Regions from separate parts of the Mus musculus genome. Here region 2 is linked to region 1. The links are chromatin loops, found by intact Hi-C in ENCODE. Cell type or tissue: left cerebral cortex. All regions are shown on one strand. Each heading gives the region's core, and the rest is flanking DNA. Links, peaks and the distances in the headings are about the cores only. Region 1 holds the start of Mn1 (meningioma 1). Region 2 overlaps E130006D01Rik (RIKEN cDNA E130006D01 gene).

Region 1 (8,324 bases), core at 30-8,029:
GTGTGCCAGCCTCACCCTGCTGGGGCCGCGGGAGCGCAGGAGGGCAAGAATTCTGTCGAACCAGAAGTCCCGGTGGCGGCGGCTGCTGCTGCGGGGGCGGCTGCTGCGGGGGTGGTGGGGCCTGCTGGGGAGGCTGCATTAGCGGGTGCCTGGAGCCCACTGCAGGCTCCAGACCCACAGGCATCTTTCGGGCCCCGCCAAACCTCTCGAAGAACACTCCGTGCTGCGGTTGCTGCTGTTGTGGAGGCGGCTGGGGTGGCTGGCTGTGCATTTTGGACAAACCCACCATGCCTGAGGCTCTAGGCATGGCAGAAGCACCCGGGAAAGCGCCCCCGGGAACCTGGCGACCCGCAGCATAATGTGGCAGCTGCCCTTCAGAGTCAGAGGGTGAAAACATGTCAAAATGTCCTGAGGGCGGCTCGCTCGGGTAATTGTATTCCAGGGAATCTACGGCTCCTTGGTTCGTCACCCTCCGGGGCTCCAGGCTGTGAGAATCCGAGCCGCTAGAGGCGGACAGGCCGTGAAAAGAGGCAGCCCGGTTAGGGCTCTGGTCCAGAGGCAGGCACGGGGCAGGCACGGCGTGGCCCGAGGTGCCCGAACTATGGAAGTCCGGGAGGTTTCCTGGCCGCTGCGGGCCGAAGCCCTCCGGCCCCTGGCTCTCCGCCATGTGCTCATAACTCTCTGCGAAGGGAGGCTGGCTGCCCAGGCCGCCCGCTGCACCTCCGTAGCCAAGCAGCCGGCCCCCGTGCAGACATGAGGCACCTGGATCCGGACCACCGAAGTTGCCCCCAAAGTGGGGGTGATGCTGGTGCGGGTGATGGCCTCCGGGATGGCTGTGGTGAGGCTGCTGACCGCCGAAGAAGCCATGCACAGGCTGCGCCTGCAGCCCCCCTGCGTGCAGCTCGGAGTGGCTGCGCGCATGAAAGCCGTAGGGCTCCATGTTCAAGCCCAAGATCGGGGGTTCGCCCAGAGCGCTTATTGCAGGGTCCACGGGGCCAGTAGGAGGCCCGGCGTGGAAGGCAGGAGCCTTAAAGTGGGCGTTCATGCTCAGTCCGGCTTCGTTAAAGTTCCCCTCGCCCTGACCAGCGTGCCGGCTGTTGATCTGGGGCTCGAATTGGTCCAGCCCAAACATACTTGGCGGGGGCGGGGGGGGCGGGGGGGGGGCGGGAGGGGATCAATAGGGCATGACAGCCTGCTCCGCCGCGCGCCTCCGGCCAGGTACTCGCCTCAGCCGAGGTTCCGGCGCTCCGGGACGTTCTGCACCGCGGGGCGCAGCGCTCACTGCCGCCCGGCCCAGCGCGCGGGCGCTGGCTAGGAGCTCTCTCCGCTGCTCTTCGGAACCTCGAAATCGACCCAAGCGGGCCTCTCACGTCTTGCGAGGCCGCGGCGCCTCCTGGAGCCTTGTCGGGGGGCCCATGCCCCGGGTCGATGGCACGGTCGCGGGTGGGTATGCGGAGAGGAGACCTGGAGGCCGACGAGCTGAGACAAAAAGTTAGATAGGGGGGAGGGAAGGGGACGGAAGAGCAGAATGATCACCTCTGGAGTCCGCGGCGCGGCGGCTGGGGCCGTAGCGGAGCCCCTTGGTCCTTCCCCTGCCCCGAGTCCCCGCTCCCGGGCCGCACCGGCTCCCGCACCTCCGGTCGGCCGCGGGCGATCGGCGGCGAAAGCCTCAGCGGCTCGGAAGACGGGCTGCTCCGCTCCTCATCGCCGGTGCTGGATTCACAGCAGTAGACGCGGGCGCCGGAGCGGGAACGCAGGCTGCGGGAGACGCGCGGCTCCGCGGCTCCGCGGCTCGGGCTCGATCGCCGGTCGCCGCGCGAGTTCGCGGGAGTCTCGGGCCGCGCGCGGGAGGGGAGGCGTGGGGCCGGCGGTTCCGAAGCTGTGGTTCCCGCCTCCGCACTCCACGGGTCCCCTCGGACCCGGGAATGGGCCGCGCGGGCGAGCAGGGCGCGCGGGGCGGGCGAGGCGCTGCGAGGTCCGGGATTCCGCTCCGCGTCTGCCTCTCGCCGGCGCCGGGAGAAGCAGCAACAAGTTTTGCGTTTCAGCAATCCATTCCAGCCATTACCTCTGCACCAATCAGCGCCGCCCGAGCGGGCTCGGGGGCGGGGCTCGCTCTTAAGGTGGTCCCGGGTCCCGGCTGCGCAGGCCCGGCCACCAACCCGCGCTACTCCGGGTCCGGCGCTACGGCGTTGGGGGTGCGCCCCAGGTGCCCCCGGCTGGGGAGGGCGCGAGCCTAGGACGACGGCGGGAGCCAGGCTTTGTCCGCCCCCTTCCCATTCACGCTGTTCTCAACTCCCCACCCCCAACCGGAGCCAGCGCGACCTGCGGGGTGGGCAGGGGGCGGGGAGGTGGGCGGTGAGCTGTGCGGGGCGCACAGACAATGGGGTAGCCTGGCAGAGTCCCCGGACGCGCCAGGGAAAGTCGCTAAGTGTCGCCTGTGCTGCAGCCCGGGGCAGCGCCCCAGGGAGCCGGCCCTGGCAAGTTCACGAGGTGATCGCCGAGGGGAAACACGAAGTAAGGTTGTCTCTGCGACCAGAGACTGGCTCGCTCCTTCCCTAGTCTCCCACCGTCCGCGGCTTCCGGTTCTCTGCCGCTGGCTCCACCGGGAAGAAGCCACGCACCCTCGGCCGCTTTGTGGAGCCACTTCGGGTGAGCCCGGCGCGGGAGCGACGAGGCGAGACAATGCGAAACCCTGAGGAGAGCGACGCGCAAAGGGCGCACGGGGTGGGGGCGGGGGTGGGGGCGACACCTTGCTGCGGCCACAAGCAGGCAGGCCCAGGCCCTGAAGGGCGCGAAGTTGGCCTCCTTAAAAGATCAATTAAACTGAAGAGGTCAAAGAACGGAATTGGATTGTGATACTAAAATCAATAAGAGTGATTTAATACCTACCCTATTTCATATGGAATATTTATCCCAATAATCTTACTTAAAATTGTTTAGATCTTTCTACTCCTCACGGAGTAGAGGCTGAAATCTATCTTGCAATTAAAAGTTAGAAGTTGGAGGTGATAGGAGGTGGAGGTGTTTATTCTGTGGACGCGCGCGCACCCAAGCGCCAGCATGCGTGTGCGAGTTTTCCTCTCAAAGTGTAAGTAGGGGAGGAGGGGCGGAAAGGCTTTTAATTTTCCTTGTCATGAAATAAAGCGAGACAATTTTGCTGGCAAGCCAGGATTCTTAAAAGAAGAGGGGAAAAGAAAAAAAAAAAACTTTCGTTGAAGTGCCCCCGATATCGCTATTAAATCTAAATAAAATTAAGCACGGTGTATAAAAATGCCTTCCCCCCCCCCACAAAAGAAAGTGTTTATCGCCCAAGTCTGTCTAGCGTTTGCTAAATTACGCATGAAATCTGAAATGAAATAAACGTTATAATAAAACCAACCCGGAGCCCTTTTTATTTAAAAACCTCAGATTAAGCACTCCACTGTCGCGGGCATGAGTTAAAAGTTACCGTGTCATTCGCGGCCGATTCATTACTCCCTGGAGCTTCTGAGGAAAGAAACGTTGGAAAATGGGCTCGATTTAGGAAGGGGGGGCAGGAAGCCCCAAGAGACGTCTCAAGAAATCACACACACACACCCAAGACACACACTCTTTCACACACACAAACCCATCCCCCACACACTCACTCACCCCCACCCCCACCCTCACACACTCGAAATAAAAGCTCTCAGGAAGCTGCAACAAGCTCGGGTTTTTCCTGCAGTCTACAGATTTTTTTTTCTTTTGAAATTAAAAATGAAAATTACCCCCACCAAAAAACGGGGCCCATAAATAAGCATTGGGAAGAAGTATTTGTGCAGGGTGGTGGAGTTTTAAAAGGATTTTTCTGCAGGATCAGGTTGTTGGTCTGTGATTAAATATTGATTTTGTGTAATTAGTTTTCATGCGAACTATCCTCTTGCTGATAGCTTAGAGGTTTCAGAACTAGAAAAGAAATGGAATTGGACATGGAAATTATTACTTAGCAAAGTGACAGGGAAGGAAAGCCAGCGAGAAGACAGAGGCTTTGCCTGTGTAGGCACAAAGGAAAGAGCACCCCGTTAGACACCCCCAACTAACCCTCCAGGCCCAGAGCTGAGGGCCCTTGAACCTCCTGGGCAGAAAGGGGGAAGAGTTCCGGAATAGATGTCAGGAGGAGACCCCAGGTAGCAGAGCTGTGACACCTGGTCATGTGCCTCTGTCCTGCGGACAGTAGCCTTCTAAATAGGTTGAGATGGAATGTCTTGTATTCTGGAGGGGACCGGGAGGTGGTGGGGGGGGGGCCTGTTTGGAGCACTAGGAAGAGATGTTAGGAGCTGGGAAGAAAGACTCACAGGCCTGCTGTCTGGGAAGCACTGGTTTGAGGGTTTGGGGTGTCACTCCATACTCTTTGGTAGAGGGCCCCCACATCTGAAGGGAGGAGGGGGTGGGCATATATTTTCCAGGCTCTTTCCCAGAGTCAGCACTTTGGGGTGTGTGTCTGAAAGAGGGTGGGTAGGGTCCCCTTCCTTAACACTATAAATGGACTACGCTTACATTTGTCCTTGCCCCAGGAGGCTAGCCTACACCTGTGTGTTTCTATATATGGCAGATGCATGCATCTTTGGAGGCCACTGTGGTGTGTGTGTGTGTGTGTGTGTGTGTGTGTGTGTGTGTGTGTGCACTCAAGTGGATGTTGTCTGCTCCCAGCCACCACCTCTCTCTGGGTGTGCAACTACGTATCTCTGTGCAGTTGCCTCTGCCCTTTGGGTGCCCTCACCCCTGCCCTTGTGTGCCTGATGTCCTACTGGCAGGAGGATATGCTCTTCTGCGGGGCCTTTTGCACCGCAGCTCGAACCCTCTGTGATGTGGGCACCCCTGTATATGCCTGTGTGTGCACACACCTCTGGAGCTGGCTTCTGTTTCTTTCAAACAGACACATTGCCCCCTAGTGCTCAAACGGACTCAGAGCCCCTGCCGGCACCAAGCCAGGAGCTGCAGAGCCTCAGGCATCTAGCTGGGCCTTCTCCTTCCTCTCCCCCTTCCTGTACCCCACCAACACCACCACTACTGAGCATGTTGGCACCAGCAAAGGAAGGAAGGGACACAGATGGGCTGGGGCCCTGAGGCTACTTTGGGGTGCTCTGAGCTGGTAACATGTGAGGAGCTGCCTGGAATGTCCCCTTAGCTGCTCAGAACAGCTTCCAACTGGGGCTGAAGAAGGGCTTCTGAAGTCCACATACAAAAATACGCATGCTCAAAATGCACAGCCCTGAGAGCAGGAGACACAATGCTCGTATTTGCCCATCAGCCCACACAAATCTGAAGGGTGCCTGTCAGCACACGCGCAGTAGACAGACAGGAGACAGTCCTAGGGACAGGCCAGTGAGGTGTCCTCTCATCTGGCTGTATACAGGGGGCTTCCCATCTAAAGTCTGACTTCATCTTCTCAGTGCCTTCAAGGTCCAGACCTGACCTATTTGACAGATGCCTCTCTTGGTCAAGGAATTTGCCCAGAGCAAGGTAATAGCAGATCCCAAATTCCAGTCCACAGACAGCATCCTGGGGCTACTGCCAGGCCTAAGCTAGCATGGCCTCCCTGGATCCTTCCCCAACAAATGTTCTTTCCCTTCCCCGCATCTCCCATGCACTCTAGAGCTTGGACACTTGGCTTCGTCCTCTGTAAGGTCTGGAGAAGCCTGCTTATCCAACATCTTGCCACGGAGTAGCCCCAAGATGAAGTCCTTCATGGACCTATGGGTTTAAATCTTATCTTCTTGGGCTGTGTTACCTTGGGCAAAATATTACCTTCTCTGAGCTTCTATTTTCTGTTTGGAAAGGGGCATCCATGCCGGAGCATAAGGGTGATTGATCATTGATTGTGTTTGCAAAGCCAATAGACCTCACGTGTGGCTGGGTGAGTAAGCCTCCCTCCCAGCCACTATTCTCATCGAGCCTCTGTCTGCTTCTGCATTTGAATGAAAAAACGCAGAGGAAAACAATGGTCTCACTCAGTCCTGCTCAGTAGCCCAGCTATCAAAGGTGGATGTCTCAGTGGATGCCTTACTGCTCCCTGCTCCTGCTCCTGCTCCGAGCTAGTGTCAGTGGAGCAGTCTAGATGGTACCCTGGACAGAAACCTCCAGGCAGCCCCAGTGTGACCAGGAGAGAAGACCAAGGGGCTGGCTGACTAGTAGGTACAAGGGATGAGACCTTCCTGTAGCCACAGGCTGCTGGTTGCTAAGCAACAACAATTCCACCTCTCTACACACCGATACCTGATATCTTCTAAGAGTGTCTCTTCTAGCCGTCCACTGTATGTGAAGGTTCCATCTGGAAACTCAGCAAAAGAAAAGTCAGAAAACAATTTCAACCTTTAGATCAGATCAAAGAAGTCCCCCTTTTTTTTTTTTTTTTTTTTTTTTGGACATGAGAAAGATTCCATCAATAGGGGCTAAAAATACCTGTGATAAGAGGGTAAAGAAGTAGAAAAGGGTTTCCCAAAGCTTTGAAGGGTTTTGAGGATAGAATAGGAGTATGAGACTCAGATGAGGCCAAAGGACCTTTTCAGATAAAGAAACTAGTTAGAAGGATACGGGAATTTTCAGGCAGCATTCAGGAGAACAAAAGTGCCAAGACCTGCATCAGAGAAGGTGGACACACGTGGGCCTCATGAATACCATGAAAGATCAGAAGCAAATTCCTAGAGACCTGAAAACCATTCCTTTCTTTGCCCTTCAAGGTGGTTCCAGAAGTCATTTTCACCTGGCTTCCTTGGAAACCAGGCCAGGGGGAGAGAGGGAGTCCTGTGTTTGTCCCTAAGCAGCCAGCCCAGGACATACCACACTATTTTCACGACTAAGTTTCATCTTGTGGCACAAGACTCCCTGGGAAACAGGTCTGCCCACTTGTTCCTGGTAAGAACAGCTTGGGTATGAGAGTCATAACTGTCAGGTTCAGAGCCACTGCCACTGTCCTGACCAGGCAGCAGCCTAATAAGGTGTCTTACACCTACAAAGTTGCCTACAAAGGGGTCGGGGAGAGGGAGATACGCAAGAAAGAACCTGGCTCACTGGATAGATGGATGGACAGACAAACAGATAGATAATTAGTTGAGAGAGAGAGAGAATAAGAAGATGGATTGGATATATGGATGACAGGTAAACAGGTGATGAAAGAGAAGAGAAACAACAAGGAAACAAAAAGAAACAAAGAAGCAAAAGGAAAGGTGAATAGATAGAAAATAGACAGCTGGATGGAGAATGGATAGATGATAATGAATGGTGGATAGATGAATGAATGGATGGGTAGATAGACAGATGATAGACTGGGGATGATGTGTGATAAACGGGTGATTCGTAGGTAAAGATAGATGGTTAGTTTAGGTACTCAGGTGATGGACGGGGTCATAGCAGGCAGGGAGACTAGTAGGTCACTGTTACTATAACCAACAGCCACTGTTGGTTATTAGCAGGCTCCATTGCTCTCTACTTTGTAAACTTTTTAAACTGAGGCACAGAGGATAGGTGAAGCGATGCACCCGAGCTCACAAAGCAAATGAGCCAGAAGTAGCATCTAAGCAGCTGGCACCCAGACCAAGGCTCTCTCTGCTCCACTCTGCTTAGCTCCTTAGGAATCCAAGCTGTTGTCTTAAGGGAACACGGCCTGACGCCCTGAAGGCCCTCAGCCTAGAGGGAGACTCTCCTCTCTTTTCCTTCTGGGCAGCCTGACCTTAGTGTGTCAGCATAGAAACCCACTGACTGTCCCCTCAGAAGGAAGGTTATTGGGGCCAGGTGGATCCTGTGCCACAGAAGCCTTCTTGGCACCATAGGCCATTCAACTGCTCAGTACCCAGCCACTAGGGGTATGGGGACTCCACAGGTGCTTCAGGGCTCGGCTGTGCTGGGTCCTTTGTGCCACACAAGGCAGTTCAGCACAGCCCGAAGCTGCCCAGCTGACAAGTGACTGAAGCTCATGTGCCAGGCACTGGGGTAGTGCTGCCCTGAGCACACAGAGGCTGAGGGGAGACAACTGTCCAGAGGGGACATCCCAATAGCAGCCAGAGCTAGTCCTTTCTTTGGGGTTTTGTTTTTGTTTATCTTTATTTTGTTTTATTATTTGTTTGTTTATTACTTTTTTTTTCTTTTGAAAGAGTCTTGTAACATAGCCCTGACTGGAAACTCACTAGATAAACCATCTGGAAATGAACTCTGAGGACCCTCTTACCTCTGCCTCTTGGAATACCAGGGTTACAAGCCTGCACCAGTGCCTGGATGGGACTCTTCTCTGAGCACATAGACACTTCTGGATTCCCCCTGAATCCTTAGCCCCTGAACCCTGAAAGGTATGGCTACCTGCTCCAGGCCTC
Region 2 (8,324 bases), core at 126-8,125, 340 kb before region 1:
AGTGAACACGAAGGAGAACTTGAGCTGTGTATTAGTCATTATTTTCTTTATCTGCTTCCTGACTACAGACATGGTGGGCTAACTGCCCCCCACCTCCAGCATCATAGCATGACTCTGCTCTGATGGACCACACCCACCCATCTCTATGATGACCACAGCCTCCCACTGCTATGATGAGCACACCTACCCATCTCTATGATGACCGCACCCACCCATCTCTATGATGACCACACACACACACATCTCTATGATGACCACACCCTCTCACTGCTCTGATGGACCACAACCACTCATCTCTATGATGACCACACCTTCCCACTGCTATGATGACCACACCCACTCATCTCTATGATGACCACACCCTCTCACTGCTCTGATGGACCACACCCACTCATTTCTATAATGGCCACACACACCCATCTCTATGATGACCACACTTTCCCACTGCTATGATGACCACACCCACCCATCTCTATGATGACCACACCCTCTCACTGCTCTGATGGACCACACCCACTCATTTCTATGATGACCACACACACCCATCTCTATGATGACCACACCTTCCCACTGCTCTGATGGACCACACCCTCCCACTGTGAGCCAAGTCAATAAAACTTCTCTCTTAAGTTGCTTTTCTCAGGTTCTTTGTTGCATTCATGAGAACCTTAGTACCTTACCTTCTCACTGATCAGGCAGCATCTTAGGCCATTGTTCAAGGCACAATATGTCCTTTGTCACCCATAAATGCACCAGCAGACCACAGCTGTCTACAAGATCTCAGACACCCAGGTGTCCAGATGAAGGAGCAGGTGGCAGACATCACCTTGAGTGCCTGAGGTTCCACAGCCACCCTTGTTGGTCAGTTAATAACAGACCCAGTGTCAGGGATGGTCAGAAACCCACAGCTGACTGGGGAAAAAGAGTGAGACCAGAAGCCTCTAGGTCACCACCACTGAATGACCTCTGGTGTGTAGACCTCAGGCTCAGTTACCTTGTCTACAAATTTGTACCAATAAACTCTTATCCTCAGGGAAAGTCCAGAGAACAACAGGTTCTAAAATCCCCTTTTCTTAGTCACCATTCTATTGCTATGAAGAGGCATCATGACTAGGGAAGTGCTTAGAAACCCTTTAAATATGGGGACTTGCTTACACTTTTGTTGGTCTAGACCATTTTCATCATGGTAGGAGCATGATAGCATGCATGGTGCTTGAGGAGTAGCTGAGAGCTACATCCTGATCCACAGGCAGAGAGAGAGAGAGAGAGAGAGAGAGAGAGAGAGAGAGAGAGAGAGAGAGAGAGAGGGAGAGAGAGGGAGAGAGAGAGAGAGACTTGGAATGGGCTTCTGGAACCTCCAAGCCCACCCTCAGCGACACACTTCCACACTTCCTCCAACAAGTCCACACTTCTTAATCCTTCTAATCCTTTCAAATAGCACCACTCCCTGGTGACTAAGCATTCAAATATATGAGACTATAGAGGTCATTCTTTTTCTTTTTTTTTTTTTTTTTTTTTTTAATTTCTTTTTTTTTTTTTTTTAAGATTTATTTATTTATTATTATATGTAAGTACACTGTAGCTGTCTTCAGACACACCAGAAGAGGGAGTCAGATCTTGTTACGGATGGTTGTGAGCCACCATGTGGTTGCTGGGATTTGAACTCTGGACCTTCGGAAGAGCAGTCGGGTGCTCTTACCCACTGAGCCATCTCACCAGCCCAGGTCATTCTTTTTCAAACCACAACACCCTTCTCCAGCCTGGCCCTGGTTAAAGGTGAACTTTAACAAGGCAGGTAACCTTTCCCTCAATCCCAGGTACTGGGTCTCTTTTGTAGATTCACCTCTGGGGTGATGTGAGACCCACTGTAGATAGTGGGAGTCAGACCCCCCTAGCTCCTTCTTCTCTGGAAACAGACATTGCCTCATCGGCCTTTCCAGTTCACCTCTCCTTCAGGGACCCTGGAAGTCTTGTTTGAAATTTGAACAGTCTCACAGGCAGATCAGATATAGACACAGCCAAGATGGCACTCTCCTTTCTCTCCCTGCTTTGGACACATGGGTATCTGATGCAGCAATGCCCTGGATGAATGGCCTGCAGATCAACAAAAGCTTCCCAGAGAATCTCCTCCTCAGCCACAATCCTTGGAAGAATTAAAAGCAGGTGCCATCCCTGTTAGGCGACTGAGCCTCAAACCTCTGTCTCCTGAGGTGATGCTGGCCTATCCTGTCTGATAGCCACCAGCTGGCCTTGTACTGATCGTTCTGGAAGCTCCAGGGTACCCCAGTTGTCCGTTCCCGAATCAGCAGCATCTAATCACTGACTTGTGGCCAAAGGGGCCCCACGAGCAGTCTGGGCTGAGCCATGAGGCAGATGAGAGAAAAAATGGGTGCTGTCTACCTTCTGGAGCCAAGCCCTTACTTTCCTGTTGCATGTGGCACACAGTAGGGGGCTTTCTTGGAAGCAACTGCCTTTGAATCCATCTCTTTCCTTGGGAGCAGAGTGGGAAGCACTGATTCCTGTGTGGGGAGCACCTGCTTCCATGATGATTGACAGGAGCACAAAGCCCAGGGGAAACTATTAACATAGTCCCACCCTCTGAACATAGTGAGCCAATCAGATGTCGGCATAGGAACGGACTGTCCAATCAGAGTGTTTCTCAGTGTTTAGGGACATTTCCCGTCCTCCATGCTGGGTCAGGAGGAAGGACACTTGGAATGAGTTAGACAAGCTGGAGACAGGAGTCAGGCAGCAAAGTACACTTAGTAATTGACAGTATCGCTGCTGGATCCAGCTTCACCTGAAAGCTGAAACGTCTAGCTTTTCTTGTACACAAGTCTAGAGCCTTCTTCTTTTTTTTTTTTTTTAATTTGAGTCAGGTTTCCAGTTCCTGGCAAAATAAATTGCCCTAATTGGTACACCAATTATAAACGAGGAGACCGAGCCTCCTGTGAGCTCTTTCTGTCAGTGTGTCTGGGGAGACATCCCACCGTTTGTCCCACCCAGCACAGGGACGGTGAAGGACGTGCCCCCGTGTGTGCTGAGCTCCTTTGGAAGTCCCTGGCCCCTGACTCCTCAGCAGAGGGGGACTCTGAAAGCCTGCTGGTTGTAAGTGGGCTTGCAGAGAAGAGGAGTGGGGAGAGGAAGGGAACTGGGGAAAGGAGCTGCTTGCTCCTTTTGGTGCCGGCTGCTCATAGCATAAAAATATGCAAATTTATTCAGAGAGGCTGTGTATGGCGCAGGCAGATATGGGAGAGGAAGGAGGAAATACACTGCTGTGTCGGGGACTCTGCTCTAACGGGGCTCCTTCAAACCCCATCTGCTTCATTCCTGCCTTCTCCAGCCTACGGGGCGCAGGGGTGCAGACCACTGGGTGCCCTCCCTCCCGCTGCTGCCTTCCAGCACCCACCAGGGCTCCTTCCTCCACGGTTGCTCGGTTGCTCGCTGCCTAGCAGAGCTTCCAAACCACCGCAAATTGGGTGGGGCTGTAGGCAAGACTGAGCCCTCCCAGAAGCCAGCTATTATCAAGATGCCCCTCTACAACCTCATACCCAAGGCTATGAAGTCTGATCCGCAGACCAGTCTTCTCCCTCTGCCCCATGAGTCCCACGCCCAGCCTCATCTCCCCCTTTCCTAGAAGACTCCTAGGGCCACATACCCTGTGAGCTGCTTCCAGGGCCCAGTGCTAACTCCACCTGCAAAACAGGGCAAGCTTTACCATGGACTCTGAACGGAAGACACTCCCATCAGGGCACGGCTCCCAGCTCAGCTACAGTAAGCTCTTCTCTGTCCCCAAACAAGACAGCAAGAGTACCAATGAGGAGAGACACGGGATGAAGGAGGAGTAAGAGTGGGATACTACCTGACCAGTGTCATGCTTTGCTCTCTCTGAGTCTCCCATTAGATCCCACCCCGTCCCCCTGCCCTGTCCATGTCAGGCAGGCAGTCCATCTTGACTGACCCACTTCACAGATGAACAGGGCAAATCTCACAAGCAATGGTGGGATTCCATGGCTGGCCTGTGGTACATAGCTAGCTGGGAGTAAGTGGGCTGATATGGCAATCCAAGCTCTAACATGGTACATATGTGTGCTATCATGTCAGGGGCCGGGAAGTTATTGAACACTTTTGCCTGCATTGAGGAGGTGGAACCTCTCGGTCCTGAGATGGAATACTTTTCCTCCTTCAACTAACCTTGCACTTTGAGAGTGGGAAGTCAGGTTGTCATTTCTGAATCCCAGTTGAATAAATGAGTGGGTGGGTAGATGATAATTAGATGGATGGAGGAATGGACTGAGAGTTGAGTTGAGGGGTAGGTAGATGGGAATTGGGTGGGTAAGTGGATGGGTGGATAGGCAGGTGAGTAGAAGATGGGTGTATGAGCAGGTGGATGAGCAGGTGGATGGGCAGGTGAATGAGCAGGTGGATGAGCAGGTGGATGGGCAGGTGGATGGGCAGGTGAATGAGCAGGTGGATGGGCAGGTGGATGGGCAGGTGGATGGGCAGGTGTATGGCTGAATGGGTGGATGATTGAGTAGATAGATGAATGGGCAGGTGATTAATAGATGAATGAGTGGATGAGGAGCCAAATGTGGAGGAGGTATGGTTGGGAGGATGGAGAGGCAGGTGGAGAAATAGCTAGAAATGGGTGTGTAAGTAGTTAGATAGATGATATGTATGGTGACGCCCAATGAGTTTCTTACAGAATTCCTGCACTGCTTAAATGCTGATGTTGCAACACCGCCAGGGTTGAATGAATGAGAAGCAACAGAGGAGAAGAGGGTAAACACAATTCCCCAGTCTGGGAGTCACGGACACCCCACAGCACAGGCGCCCCACAGCACAAGGCTCTCCACAGCAGGGCGCCCCACAGCACAGGTGCCCCACAACCCAAGGCGCTCCACAGCACAGGCTCTCCATAACACGGGCGCCCCACAGCACAGTCGCCCCACACAGGGCACCTCACAGCACAAGGCGCTCCATAGCACAGGCTCTCCATAATACGGGCGCCCCACAGCACAAGGCGCTCCACAGTACGGGCACCCCACAACACAAGGCGCTCCACAGCACAGGCTCTCCATAACACGGGCGCCCCACAACACAAGGCACTCCATAACATGGGCGCCCCACAGCACAAGGCGCTCCACAGTACGGGCGCCCCACAACACAAGGCGCTCCACAGCACAGGCTCTCCATAACACGGGCGCCCCACAACACAAGGCACTCCATAACATGGGCGCCCCACAGCACAAGGCGCTCCACAGTACAGGCGCCCCACAACACAAGGCACTCCGCAGCACTGAGGATGCCCCACAACACAAGGCGCTCGCTCCACAGCCTTCCCCAACCGCTGTTGTCTGCTTTCTAAATAAACCCGAGACAGAGCCATGTGGGGTTACAAATCAGCCGGAAATCAAATGCTAACATGTAAATAAATTGCAAATCAGCTGAGAAATTGGTTTCATTTTGAGACGATAAAGCGCATTTCTCCTGTGCTGATTTTGTAAGGCGCCCCTTAAGAATTGTAATATTCCTGTGTGGTAATGATAAACATTAGTGAGTTGCTTTAGAAATGAAAAACTAGACAGCCTCTGGGGATTTGAAAAACATATGCACTTCAAATTTGAAAATCCAATTTAACTGTCCATTATAAGGAGAATAAAAAGGTAAGGATGGGATAATTTCGCAGTTACACAGCGTTTGACTAAATCTGATTCCGCGATGACAGACACACTTTAAAAGCTACAAGCCCGAATGCAAGCAGACAGCAGATCATTTATTTATGATTGTAATCTACCTGCCGTCTAACAAGTTAGAGACGGGGCCGGTGGCTCCCCGACTCTGGACACGTGTGCATGCTTGTCAGCCAACACGCTTAAAAACACTTCTCTTGGAATTTCTGGGGGAAAATAAATAAAGGGCGGGGAAGACAAAAGAGATATTCCCGTTGGCAGCTACAAAGTTTACAAAGTTTAGGAGAAGCACCTCTCTCTCTCTCTCTCTCTCTCTCTCTCTCTCTCTCTCTCTCTGCCTCTGTCTCTTTCTCTGCGTGAATTTTTCCTAAGCGACACTGGAAATCACTCGTGTATGAGAGCATGTGTGAATGGCCATGTTTGCACGTAATACCATTGCTCAGCATCACGTGTGGTGTGACAGCTCAGTCTACACCTAGAAGCATCCACAAGGGCAGGACTCGTTCTCCCCACCACCACCACCACCATGGAGCCCCCACTTATTTTGTCAGCATGTCTGCCATGGTCTCCCTGCCCCATGCATACCCTGAGACCTCCAACTCAAAGCTTCTCTCCTTAAAATCGGCAGGGTTTCTCCAAGTACAGGTTTGAAAGTTGCTAGAAGGAAAGGTCAGAGGTAGGCAGACCAGCCATGTTGCAGAATTCCACAGGGGAAATGAGCAGATATAGGCTCCATTCAGTGCAAAGGTTAACAGTTTCCCATAAGAGAGAATCCTTGCACTGTTGGGGAGGCTGGTGGAGGCGTAGGAAGCTCAGGATGCTGAAGGAGGTTGGGGTATGCTTAAGAGGCTATGAGAAGCTGTGGGGAGCTATGTGAGGCTGTAGGGGGCTTTGAAGTTCTGAAACCCTTGAAATCTCTTAGAAAATGAAGGAACCAGGTAAATTCCACTACTGTGCCTTTTGAAAATGGCTAATAAACAACTAGATCTCACCTGGGATTTATGCCATCCACAGTCACAAAGCTAAGGACCGGTAAGTCTGCAACCTGCCCCATCTGTAGCTGTGCGAATGTGTGTGTACAATCAAAGCAAAGTTTATTGAGCACGTAGCATATACCATTTGCTCCTGGAGGCAGGAGAAACGCAGAAATACAGTGAGATCAGACACCAAGGTTCTGACTTCTGTGGACAGAGTAAGAAAGTAGGATGGGGGGTAAGGTGACCCCAGGTCATACTGGGGAGAGAGAAAGGTACTGGATGAAGGGGTCACTCGAATGAGGAAGGGGCCGTACTCAGGGGACCAGGGGACAGGTTTCTGTGAAAGGAAGGGCATTGCAGACAAAGGGAATGGAAATGTGAGACTCCTGGAAGCACCAAGCTGCAGTGTAAATTGGAACAGGCAGGCCAAGAAGCAGTGTCCTCAGCCAACAGGGCCCTGTGTAGGTGTCAAGCCAACACTGAGAAACAAACCCATAATCCTTAAAAACTCCCCAACAGCAGGCTGAGTACGGAGCAACCAAAACAAGGGGTGTCTTTGCAGAAGGGTATGAAGGGAGTGCCGAGTTGATCCCATGGGTGAACCAGGTCTCTGGGAGCTGCATCAACTCAAAACTATAAGCAGGAACATGCCCTGTGGCTTTAAGAGTGGAGAGAGAGATTTATGTGATCAATGAAGCCCAGGGCACTTGGAATTGGTGTGTATTCAGACTTTTCTTAAATAAGGAAGAGAAGGGGGATACAACTGAAGTTTCTGGAGAGGAGGGGACACTGGGTTGTGGGCTTTGGTATGGGCAGCACCATTTTTATTACCCTTCGTGGGAAAACCTGGTGAGCTGCCACCCCCAGGTTACAGGACGGCATATGATTCTTTCCAGGGCTCATGTCCCTGTGTTTCTGACACATTCAAAAATGGGGGATTTAAATCTATGTACAGTTGCAGAGAGCATCTAGCAGCCCATGGGACATGCCTCCATCACCCAGACTCTTGTAACTCTCCACCGGTGACCCATCCGGATCCCTGGGATCCGGTGCTGACCCGAGCTGTGCTCCATCCTCGCTTGTCACCGGAGAGCGTGCGCAAGATTTGATCAGACTTGCACAAAGCCAGGCAGAGCCTGTGTGGAACTGTCAGATGAAATAATTTATCGGTGATGACTGTGTGAATTCGTAAATATTTATGAATTCACAAGTTATAAGTGTGCAGCTTGCAGGAGGGAGCGATCTCAGCTCACCAAGTCCCAGATTACAATGAATATTCACAGAAACCCCAATCTGCCAATATTAGCTCTTTGTGCTTACGGTAAAGCTTTGCCTTGGACTGTAACCCTTTCTGGGATGGAGTGTCTGAGGAAAACGCACTGGAGCAAAAGGAATGATTCCCTACCCATCCATACTCCCCCCCCAAAAAAAATTAAAATAAAATAAAAATAAAACCAGGAGATGCTGTGCCGCATACGGAGCCTGAGGAGGCCTCCAGTGCTGCTGACTGAGTTGGGTTTTAGCAGAATGGGATTGAAGGAACTCAGATGGCAGACGCTCAAAATGCCGATTGTTTTCGTTCTTCCCCAGTGACCTGATTGTTAGGAGACCTTGGGCCAGACTCTCAACCCCTTTTGGGTCCTACCAACAGCAG

The links. Peaks named below come from ENCODE experiments on the same cell type or tissue, not always from the same donor. Only the 100,000 strongest peaks of a DNase experiment are listed, where the experiment ranks them.
Region 2: it touches region 1 in a loop (3-fold over the local background); 5 of 42 quality-filtered maps call a loop at or near these places.

Annotation. Positions count from the first base shown.
Region 1 is chr5:111,410,974-111,419,297 of GRCm38, reverse strand. It overlaps Mn1 (meningioma 1), which reads right to left and starts at 1,998. Exons shown (of 3, transcript NM_001081235.2): 1 at 1,635-1,998; 2 at 1-1,479. The coding sequence starts at 1,132. In left cerebral cortex, for the core only: CTCF peaks have their summits at 2,020, 3,048 and 4,930 (motif pointing left); DNase peaks (open chromatin) are centred at 2,061, 2,405, 3,064, 4,917 and 3 more places; H3K4me3 peaks cover 3,176 bases; H3K27ac peaks cover 2,535 bases.
Region 2 is chr5:111,749,822-111,758,145 of GRCm38, reverse strand. All of the region lies in intron 1 of E130006D01Rik (RIKEN cDNA E130006D01 gene), which reads left to right. Among named protein-coding and RNA genes, the nearest start is that of E130006D01Rik, 7.7 kb to the left of the region's middle. In left cerebral cortex, for the core only: no CTCF peak of the experiment used is centred there; DNase peaks (open chromatin) are centred at 3,243, 3,416, 3,997, 7,910 and 1 more place; H3K4me3 peaks cover 511 bases; H3K27ac peaks cover 1,182 bases.